Linked DNA regions of Homo sapiens: region 2 is linked to region 1. A link is an interaction called in ENCODE POLR2A ChIA-PET data of the cell type or tissue named here. Cell type or tissue: CD4-positive, alpha-beta T cell. All regions are shown on one strand. Links, peaks and the distances in the headings refer to the core of each region. The heading gives the core; the rest is flanking DNA. Region 1 has its middle 62 kb from the start of CD2. Region 2 overlaps CD2 (CD2 molecule).

The links. ChIA-PET counts read pairs that join two places held together with the same protein. Peaks named below come from ENCODE experiments on the same cell type or tissue, not always from the same donor. Only the 100,000 strongest peaks of a DNase experiment are listed, where the experiment ranks them.
Region 2: POLR2A ChIA-PET joins it to region 1 with 53 read pairs; 14 of 35 experiments call an interaction of 5 or more read pairs at or near these places.

Annotation. Positions count from the first base shown.
Region 1 is chr1:116,813,982-116,819,360 of GRCh38, forward strand. No RefSeq gene overlaps it. Among named protein-coding and RNA genes, the nearest start is that of CD2, 62 kb to the left of the region's middle. RefSeq lists an enhancer at 3,666-3,960. In CD4-positive, alpha-beta T cell, for the core only: CTCF peaks have their summits at 3,778 (motif pointing left) and 3,978; DNase peaks (open chromatin) are centred at 2,620 and 3,800; H3K4me3 peaks cover 680 bases.
Region 2 is chr1:116,762,073-116,767,451 of GRCh38, forward strand. It overlaps CD2 (CD2 molecule), which reads left to right. Exons shown (of 5, transcript NM_001767.5): 4 at 2,412-2,534. Among named protein-coding and RNA genes, the nearest start is that of CD2, 10 kb to the left of the region's middle. In CD4-positive, alpha-beta T cell, for the core only: CTCF peaks have their summits at 2,190 (motif pointing right) and 2,391; DNase peaks (open chromatin) are centred at 1,489, 2,209, 2,689, 5,159 and 2 weaker places; H3K4me3 peaks cover 2,515 bases; H3K27ac peaks cover 5,000 bases.

The DNA of each region.
Region 1 (5,379 bases), core at 187-5,186:
GTTTTTGTTTCCTAGTGGGGTGAAGGAAGGGACCTGGGGTCTGTTTGCTGCTTACACGGACTGTGAATCGATGCTCCTCTTTTTATCTCCACCTCTTATCCCTAAGTTTCTGGTGCCTCTAATCTGTGAGTCTCTATGAGGCTCACTTGAGCAAATTGGCTTCCCATTATAGCTTCCCCTATTGCACATGGAGTTTCCTCCATGCTGCTATATCATTCAGCATTTGTCTACCCGCTTTAAGACTTCCAAGCTTTTGTTGACATCCTTTTTCTAGGGTCATCTTTTCTCATGTTTTCTTTGTTCTTGTGGATTTATGACTTTTACAAAAATTGTCATTTTATTGGAGTTCCAGATGGGATAAAGATAACTATTCCTTAAATTCCCCATGTTTAACCTACCAATCTTTTACTGAAAGTTTAAGTATTTATTCATAAATTAAAGAAAACTAGTTCGATTAAGCCGTGATTAATAACAAATCATTTTTAGTTTGGAAGGTATTTAATTTACTTCCATGGGTACAGACTTCTTCAAATCTTACTCTATAACTATCAAAGATTGGTCCAAGAAACACAAGCATCAAAATCAACTTATGGTATTTGTTGAAAATGCAAAAACATGAGCTTACCCTAGACTGTATGCATCAGAGTCTTTGGGGATTGGGCTAAGTACTCTGCATCTTAAACACATTTCTCAGATGATTAACAACTCTGAAGTCTAAGAACCACTGTTCCATTTTGTACTATTAATAAGTGATAGAATCTTTTGATTTGGCATTTTGGTGAAAAAGTACATTTTATTAGGAAAAGAACCCCCAAAAATGACTCTCAAATAATAATGTCTTATTTGTAGTTTTTTATCCATATCTTGTTAAGTCTCGCTTATTGGCCAAAACCACTATAAAAGAAAGCATCATCAGTCATCTGTTGTTTTGCTACCTGAAACTTAAGGAAAGAGTCTCAGAATTCCAGCTCCACAGATTCAGACACATGAAAATGACAACAAACGTCACTGCCTCCATTAGACTGGGGGTGAAAATGAATGCATGTTCCAAGGCCTTGATGAACTAAACTAATTATGCAAAGTGAAACCCTCCATTAGTCTTTTGTTCCAGTCCTAGTCTCTAGCTGACTGTAAAGTGGGAAATCAACCTTTATGGGTTCCAGGAAGGCCTGAAAAAGGTAACAGCAACCTTCCCCCCTCACCCTCCAGGCCTTGGCCACACAGCGACAGGTTTTGTTTTGTGGCAAAATATTTTGTACTCAAGATTATTACTTTTTCTTTTAAAATAGTAACATTAATGTTCTTTCTGCTTATAAAATTAATACATACTGACTGATGAAAAATTAGAAAACTGAGAAAAAAATGAGAAGAAAATAAAATTTACCCAAATCCCAGAGATAGCCAGTGTTAACATGGTAGTACATTCCCTTCTAGTTCTATTTCTGCACATCCGTGTTTTAACACAGTTAAGGACTTTGAAGCAGTTGTATACCCTGCTTTTTTTCTACTTCTCATTTTGTAAGCCTGTCTCCACATAAAGTTCTTCGTACACATATTTAAAGGTGTATAGCTACCCATTCATTTGGCCACTCCCCAACTGCTGGATATTTAAGTTGTTTCCAACTTTTTGCTGTTACAAATAACATGATATTCAGCTTTTTATATAAGTTTTGGCCCACATTTCTAGTTTTTTCCTAAGGATGCATTCCTGGAGGCTATGAATATTTTAAGGCTCTTGATAGAAGCTGTTACACTATTTTTCAGAAAAGTTCTTTCAAGACACTCTTTTCTACTAGCAACAAATGAGAGTGTTCCTCTCATTACAGTTTCAACAGCTCTAGATATTATAAATTTTTTATCAAAATAACATAGATTATTTTAAAAATCAGTATTCTCAAAAGACATAATAAAAGACACCAGTCCCCTGGCCTACCGTGCTCTGCCCTCCTGTTCACAGCCCAGATGCCACTACTCTTAATGTTTTTAGATTATTTTAGGTATTTACAATAATATGTTTATTTCATAATTTCAAAATTTTAGACATTATCTATTCATTTACTGCTGCAAAAGATTAGGACTTAGCTAATTTACATCAACTCCACACTTCCTCACTCTTTTCTTCTCACATCCTCCCAATAAACTTATATCGCTGTGTTTAAGCAAAGCAATAATAAATCTACAATTATTAAGTAATATAACAATAATATCTTGTTATAATTACCATTAATATATTTGTTATGTTATAATTAACAAAATAATAATTGTTGTAACTGCACAAATATTATTCAACACGTTGTATATTAATATTATGCATTGACTTCTCTGTCTCTTTTTCTTTAGGCTGGCATTTTTAATTGTGCTTTTCTTCTTGCATTGTTCTCCTTATAGTTCACATTTGGCACCATTACATCAAGTATTCTTTTAAGTCTCCCATTTTCCTAAAGATCTTCCTGCCAAAGTTCTTCATACTCATGTTTTAAGATGGACCAGGAATCAAATTATTATCTAAACAGAATTCTAATTAATCTAATTTTTAATTCTCTGACTCTGCCTTTTGGTGCCGGAAGTTTCTGAGCCTTGAGGTGCTGCGGGCCAGCCAGCTGTCATCCTGTCTGCACCCTACGGTGGCTCTGTGGGCACATCAAGCTGTGGTTTCTTCCAGCCTACTCTTTCAAACACCAGTTTGCAAGAATTCTGTTGAAATTTCTCACTCTCAGATAGCCCATATCCCAGTGATTCTCAACTCATGGTGAATTTGTCCCCCAGGGAACATCTGGCATACTGCAGATAATTTTCGGTTACCACAACTGAGTTGGGGTTGCTACTGGTGTCTAGTGGGTAAAGCCCAGTGATGCTGCTAAGCGTCCTGCGATACACAAGACAGCCTTCAACAACAAATAATTATTTATCATTTCAGTAGCTTCTCAGGATAAAGAAGAGGTTAACATGTATATTCAAATTGACATCTTTTTTTTGAGACGGAGTCTCGCCCTGTTGCCCAGGCTGGAGTGCAATGGCGAGATCTCAGCTCACTGCAACCTCCTCCTCCCAGGTTCAAGCGATTCTCCCGCCTCAGCTTCCCGAGTAGCTGGGATTACAGGCGCCCGCCACCACGCCCGGCTAATTTCTTTTTTTTTTTTTTTCTTTAGTAGAGACGGGGTTTCACCATGCTGGCCAGGCTGGTCTCAAACTCCCAACCTCAGGCGGATCCGCCTCGGCCTCCCAAAGTGCTGGGATTACAGGCGTGAGCCACCGTGCCCGGCCTCAAATTGACATCTTTATATCATTCAAGTTCTTGGAGATTGTTTCTTCAGTCATAAAATGAGATTGGTCCTTACTACTATTAGGACTAAATAAGATGATGTACAAACAGGATCCAAAGCATAAAATTTTTTCGAAACTAGTCAGAAGTTATTATTTTTAAAAATGTTTTGATAGTTTGGCAGATTAAAAATGCTACCTTGTTTAAATTTACATTTTTTGTACTGGTGAGGCTGAAATACTTTCATGTGTTTATTTTGCAATCTGCATTCATTCTGCTGTGATTTGCCCAAGTCTTTTGTTAACATTGATTGACAATAATATGTTTATTATTACCCACAGGCTCTGGCCCTGCCAGCATGTGACTGCAAAATACAGTCACATTTACTTTAATATTGAAATCACTCTGAATCACTACATCACAAATTAATAAGAAATTTGCTGTTTACCTAGGGTTTCTCTTCCCAAGTGACTGTGATTCCCCTGAGTTAAATGGCTGTCCTCGTCACTTGCTGCCCCCTGCTGGGAGAGCAGAAACTCACTCAACACTAGAGGGGCTGCACTCCATGGCTATCTGGGGACCTCCCCACACTTTCTTGGGATGGCCCCACCTGCTGGTCTCCTAGGCTTCCCACTCCACCATTTCACACCTGGTGGTGGTGATTAGACAACCACGTCAAAGCTCTGCAGGGCTGCAGAGATGGAGCCCAGCTGGACACCTTTCTCTAACTCTCCTAGTACTCTCTTGTTTTCACTGCCAGCTGCAAGAATTGACCAGATCTCCCAGATGAAGATGAATCCTCCAAGATATAATAAAGACCTCAGTATTCAAGTCATCTAGGAATGTCCCATATTGAAAATGCCAAAATCCCAAGTGATTCAGCTCTTTAGTGATATATGTGTGATTAGTAGTTTTATATATAACATTTGTTGAGCATTTATTATGTGCTACATATAGCACTCAGTACTTTACATCAATTGTTTCATATTTATTCCTCATTTAAATATTAGGAGTTATGCATATTATTATTATATGTCCTCTTCATAGATGAGACTTAGACAGAAGTAGGCAACATGCCAAAAGACACACCACCACAAATCCAATTTAGGACTGTCAGTCCTCAACACCTACATTTTACACAGTTAAGGGGCTATTTTTTTCTATTTGCATATACTGTACTCATTTCCTCTAAGACCTACTTGGATGGAGTAGGTTGCTTCTGGGTCCAGACTCTCTCCTTTTGAAGGTACCATAGTTAACTCCTTCACTCTGATCTCAATCAGAGCCACCCCAGTCCATCAACACACATTTATGTTCTTAAACTTCAAAGTGGGGCAAGTGGCGGGAGAAGTCAAGATCCTAATTCTCTTTTCCCAAAAGAAGATCCTCCTTTACTTAATAAATCCCATAACTACATAAGTTAATGATGCAAAGACAGAAGGGAGGCCCAAGTGCCCACGGATACGTTGGGAAAAAAATGGCATTTAACTCTTCCCAGTGGTGTCTAAGCTCAGTTCTTACTAAGCCAGTCATGTCTTATTACATAAGGTCACTGCTATTTTGTGTGTTCCTTTATAAAATTATTATTTTGTTTTTTTGCCAAGGGATTATGGTTTCCAAATGCTGCAAAATAGTGACTTTTTACCATTTTAGGTTATCTCGGCATCCATTTTGAATACAAGTTTAACTGTCTCATACCAAAATCAAAATCAGGTCTCAGACACCCTTGATACAAGTTTCAGTCCTACACTACACCCACACCCAAATGGCTCAAGCTGGTAGCCAGAAATAAGAACTTAGAGTCCTCTCTACCACCTAGCAGACTGGACTCCCCACTTTCCCACCGCTTCCTTTAAAAAAACCACTCAGGCGTTTGCCCAAGAACTGAGAGTCACCCACATCCTATTCCTTTATACATGCTGCTTATTGCCATGCACGTGTGCTCTCTCCCTCTCTCCCAACCCTTTCTTTCTATCTGACTCTTCATTCCTGCCTCATGAGACCCAGGGACAGGCTGCCCCAGGCTGGGTTTTTCCCATGATGTTGGGGAGAACACAAGGTCAGGATCCCAATGCTAGAGTGATGGAGGCATAAACTGGATCATAAGCCAGAAGTCG
Region 2 (5,379 bases), core at 320-5,319, 52 kb before region 1:
TCCCACCTCAGCCTCCCAAAGTGCTGGGATTATAGGCATGAGTCACTGCAGTGGCCTCGGGAGATCTTTGATTAGAGTTGCCAGATATAGCAAATAAAAATACAGCATAAGTACGTTTCAGATATTGCATGGAACATACTTATGCAAGAAATTTTTCATTGTTTATCTGAAATTCAAATTTAACTGGGTGTTTTGCATTATATCTGGCAACCCTACTTTTCATGTTTATTTTAACTGGAGCCCACAAGTATAAATATGTGTGTGTATTAGGGATGGAAGGAGGGAGAGAGGGAGGACCTTGGGAGCAGCCAAGGTTTGAAGGCTGGAACACTTATGTCCCTTACTCTATGGTGCAGAGCAGAAGCTCATTGCGAGAAGGACCACTAGGGAGATGGGAAGAATACCTGGGGAGAGATTAGGGTGGAGGAGCTGCTCTTGAAGACCCGAAAAGGGATTTGGAAGTTTTATTCTGAAAGGCCAAGGCAGAGAGGAGCAATGGTCAGAGTCTGACCATTTGGCTCAGATTAGGTGAGTGTTTACATACTTAAAATCAAAATACTAGGAGGAAGGAACAGATTCAGATGCACAAAAATAATTTGTCACATAAACTCATGGGCATGTGATCTCCAAGAGATACTGTTGGAAGATAGTATGCCTGGATTTAGGAACTGGGAGGGCATATTTTTGACTGACAGTGCCACCGCTGCTTCTGAAACATGATGGAACATTCCCCACCAAAAGTACTACCAGGTGCCCCAGGGCACCACCCTGGACAAACTGGAGAGCAGGCTGTGTAAGGCATTGCCTACATTCCTGCATGTGCCCAAGATAAAATTGTGGCCACCCTACCCGATGACTTGGAGGGAAGATGGAGCTGGTGGCTGCATGACTTAGCCATGTGCTCCCCAAAGCATTTCAGGCCTGCCCTGCCCCACCCCGGGTCAAATCTGAAAAGTTCTCAAGCTCAGCAGGAAGTGGCCTCTGGTATCTCCTGCCCCTCGTCCAAGCCAGCAGGGCCTAAAGGGCCCTGAATCCTTTACTGACCCAATTTCAATGGTTTAAGATTATGTCTGCTTCTCTGGTGGAGGCCTCTTCATCAGTAGAGCTTAGAGAGTTGTGTAACTGGCAGGCAAAGAATGGGTCAGAGAGAGACTCGAGGAAAGAAAGCCAAGATGAATAAACCACCACAGTTTGATGATCTGTTAAACTTGGTTTCTGAGCCTCTGACCCTCTCCTTGGGGCCCATCCTGGGCTTCATGTATAACAGTGTCTCCCTGGTATGTTTTTGCCTGGAGAAGCATTTCTTTTGTGATGCTGGGCCAAGTTCCAGTTTGTTCTTCAGATGACCCCGTCCCCTGACCCGAGCCCCACTGCTGCTTTTCTAACTGCTATTGACTCACAAAGGGCAGACAGCCCTAGAACCCCTCCTGTTTCCCCTGTTGCTGGGAAACAGCTCCCAGAAACACCAGTGCGAGAACACTAGTAAGAGCAAGACCTCACATTTGTGTTGTTTTACAGTTTACAAAGCACTTTCATATCCATTATCTGATTGACTTCCAACAGCCACCCTATGATGTAGGTTTCATTATCTCCACTTTACAAAGAAGGAAACAGGCTCAGAGAGGTGAAGTAACTCTCCAAAGTTCACACAGCTCCTGCCTAAAAAAGCCTAGACCAAACCCATTTCCCTTAACACCAAAGTCACTGTTTTCCTCATTGCATTACAGTGACTGAAGGTCCAGCAACTGAAGACTAAGCCCACTGCTGTTACTAACGCACTGTGCACCCGGGTTTCTCTCGTGGCTCCAGGGAAACTCTGTGAGAGGGTGCTGGCCGTGAGGTCAGAGTGCTGGGCTGGACAAGTGAAATATTTACCCTGAGTGTTTGGAAACTGCCTGGTAGAGACAGTGAGAAGGAATCATGGTGCAGTGGGGGTAGCCAGAGACGAGAGCAGGATCAACAGTGCAGAAACACCGAGACAAGGGGCTGCTTAAGGGAAATGCTCAGGAACAGATATTGTGTGGCTTCGGGCAACTCATTCTCCCTCTCAGGGCCTCATGTTTGAAGCTAGAGGTTGCATTTAGAGTATCTCTAAGATCCTCGGATCTAAAATTTCGTGATGCTTTCCATGACGGGGGCAGTGGGCAGGCCGGCCTTGGTGCATGAACAATCAGGCATTTCTAGCCCCTGAGAGCAGTTTCCCAAAGAGCCTGCAGAGGGAGCTTCCCAAGGACCTTGGGTCCTTCCAGGGTTGACACCACTCACCACCCTCTGTGAGCCTGGGAGTTATGGGGTGAAAGGTCCCAACAAGCTCTTCTATCTGCTTGATGCAGGAGGCAGCATCCTTGGCCAGAGTAATGGGCTCTCTGCCTGGACCCCTCCCAGCCATCCCACTTCTCTTCCTTTTGCAGAGAAAGGTCTGGACATCTATCTCATCATTGGCATATGTGGAGGAGGCAGCCTCTTGATGGTCTTTGTGGCACTGCTCGTTTTCTATATCACCAAAAGGAAAAAACAGAGGAGTCGGAGAAATGGTAAGCTCCCCCTCTTTTGTCCCACCGCAGGCCCCAGCAAAATCCCCATGAAACAGCTCATGGGGATGACACCTTGAATCTGCAGAGAAAATGATGGAAATAGGTAGTTTCGGAATGTCAGGGTTGTAGTCAGCGGTTATAGCTTGTTTCATTTTGTGGTTAGCTTGATTTTTGAAAAACAAATTCTTAGTGGTGACAATGTGGGAGCTTTGAGACACTGAATCCAGTTGGCCTCATTGGAATCCACCACTGAGGCCTACTTGGTGACAGGCTAATGTGAACATCTTTTGAATGAGCCACACTTCTCTACATAGGCAGAAAGGTTAGCTCCAAAACACCGTTTCTAGGAATAAATGTCCTATCTATGGGTGGCCCAAGGTGAGTTCAGGACCAAGCTCCTAGAAACACAGGGAAAATCATTCAGGTCATCAGGTAGTCACAGGAAAACAGCTGTTCTAAAGCAGGGTGCCTGTGCCCCCTTTGCTAATTCTCTGTTCGAGGGATGTGTTAGGGTTGAGAGTTTTTCCTCAGATCAGGCCTGTCTGACAATCTATCAGCAATGAAAAGGTTATGCTTGCAAGTGGGGAGCCGGCTTAGGGAGCATCCAGGCCACCCAAGGCAGAACACTTCAGAGAATGGCCAACCCGGGGTCACTGTGGGGGGCACAGATGAGGGTGTCAGCCATTGGCGGGACTTGCAGCCAAGGGAACAGGCCCTGGGGTTCTCTGCAATTCACGTTCACAGCAGGACTTGGTCTCTCCCTAGAACCGGCAGGCACAGCCACACCAGCTGCTTCCAGTGCTGCCCAGGGAGGTGGTCCAAACTTCCCCAGGCACCGGTGGCCTTGGGCCCCGTGCCCTCTGGATTTGGCTTCTTTACCTCAGATTTCTTCCTCAGTTCTCCTTCTGCCTCCCCATCAGGCTGCGGTCCCTCAGCCCCACGTCCCATCACGTCACTACCCCCAGCCCAGGCCCCGAAACATCATCCTGAACTTAGTCCCATTCTTCCCACCACGACTGTCCCACACTTTCCACCACAGCACAGCAGAATCGCTGGCAGGGCCCTTAGGCATGCCTGGCTTATCCTCCTCTGTGCCCAGCTCTGGCTGTTCTCCATGCTCCTCTCCATGCTCCTTCTCCATTGACTAATGGTCAAAGACCATATCTTCTTCCAAGGTGGACCTCACTTGTCACCCCAAGACAAGGCAATCTCTGCCATCACCAGGCTGAGAAGAATGATGGTTAGCTCATGCTGATAAAAAAGTCGTTAGTCTCTGTGTTTTATGTCTATTAGTGCATCCAGCTTTCAGAGTGATCTTAGGAGATAGATAACAACACAGATGAGGAAGCTTAAGTTCAGTGAGGTTCAATTATTTGCCTTAAATCCTATGGCCAGTAGGTTGACTCAGGCCTAGGCCGAGGCAAGGAGCCCAGAATTTAAGGCATAGAATTTAAGGAGGCTGGCCTGCCCTTGCACAACCTGAAAGTTGGTGTGTCTTTAAACTGCATGCCTGTCAGCCTCGCTTGCCTCATTCCAGTCATGCCCTGGGTTGAGTAACCAGGAGATGCAAACAAGGGAGAAGGACAATGAGCCTGGAGGAATTCCTGGGAGCACACATTTAGGCGCCAGCTGCAGCTGCTGGAGTGGGTAGGCTGAGGACCCACTGTCCTGCTTGAACCAGGCAGGGTGCACAGAGCCGTAGCCAACCTTGTCTGTCCAACCCTGCCTGCAGTCTCAGCCATGTGGCTACACCCCATTCCTCCTACCAGAGCTCATGTGCCTCTGTCTACACTTTCTGGTGGCCCTGGGCTCTTCACAGAAATTGACATTGCGATTTTCAGTTCTTGTTTGCCTCTTACTTGATTTTAGGCTTCCTGAGGACAATTTGTGTCTAAGTCACAATGACACTTAACACTTGGAAGATGAGGAATAAATGTTGGAAGGACAAATGAACCAAATGGTGTATGGGCCAAGTGTGGTGGCTCATATCTGTAATCTCAGCACTTTGGGAGGCCGAGGCAGGAGGATCATTTGAGCTCAGGAGTTTGGGACCAGCCTGGGCAATATAGTGAGACCTGGTCTCTACTTTAAAAAAAAAACTTAAAAATTAGGTGGGTGCATTGGTGTATGCCTGTAGTCCCAGCTAGTCAGGAGGCTGAGGTGGGTGAATCATTTCAGCCCGGGAGATCAAGAATGCAGTGAGATACGATCACACACTGCACTCCAGTCTGGGCAACAGAGCAAGGCCCTGTCTCAAAAAAACAAAACAAATAAAAAACAAAAATAGTGGGTGAACAGAGTAGTAAACCAATGGCCAGTGCAAGCTTGCCACATAGGAGATGAAGAAGGACCACCCACTGCCCCATAATTCAGAACTAGGGCCAGGGGTTAGAGCCCTCTCCACAGTCTACTGGACATAACCTAAGCAATGACTGCAGGGCACGGAAGATGGCATAGAGGATGTGTTTTGTCCTTTCTGGAGGCCCTTTCCTCTTTGTGCTTAGAGCACACGAGCCATTTAGGTATCAAAATCACATTGTCTAACTTTGACTCTACACTCAAAGCCATCTGATGCTCACATTTCATGTAGTCAGAGGAGGCCATCTGGTTTGAATCAACATCCGGAAGTTACAGGGTGATGCTTAGAGAGGGCTTGTGCTTCCCCAGCCACACATCTCCATAAAGATGTAAGAGGTAATTATTTCAGCTGGGTGCGGTGGCTCATACCTGTAATCCCAGCACTTTGGGAGGCCAAGGCAGGCAGATCACCTGGTCGGGAGTTCGAGACCAGCCTGACCAACATGGAGAAACGCCATCTCTACTAAAAATACAATATTAGCCGGGC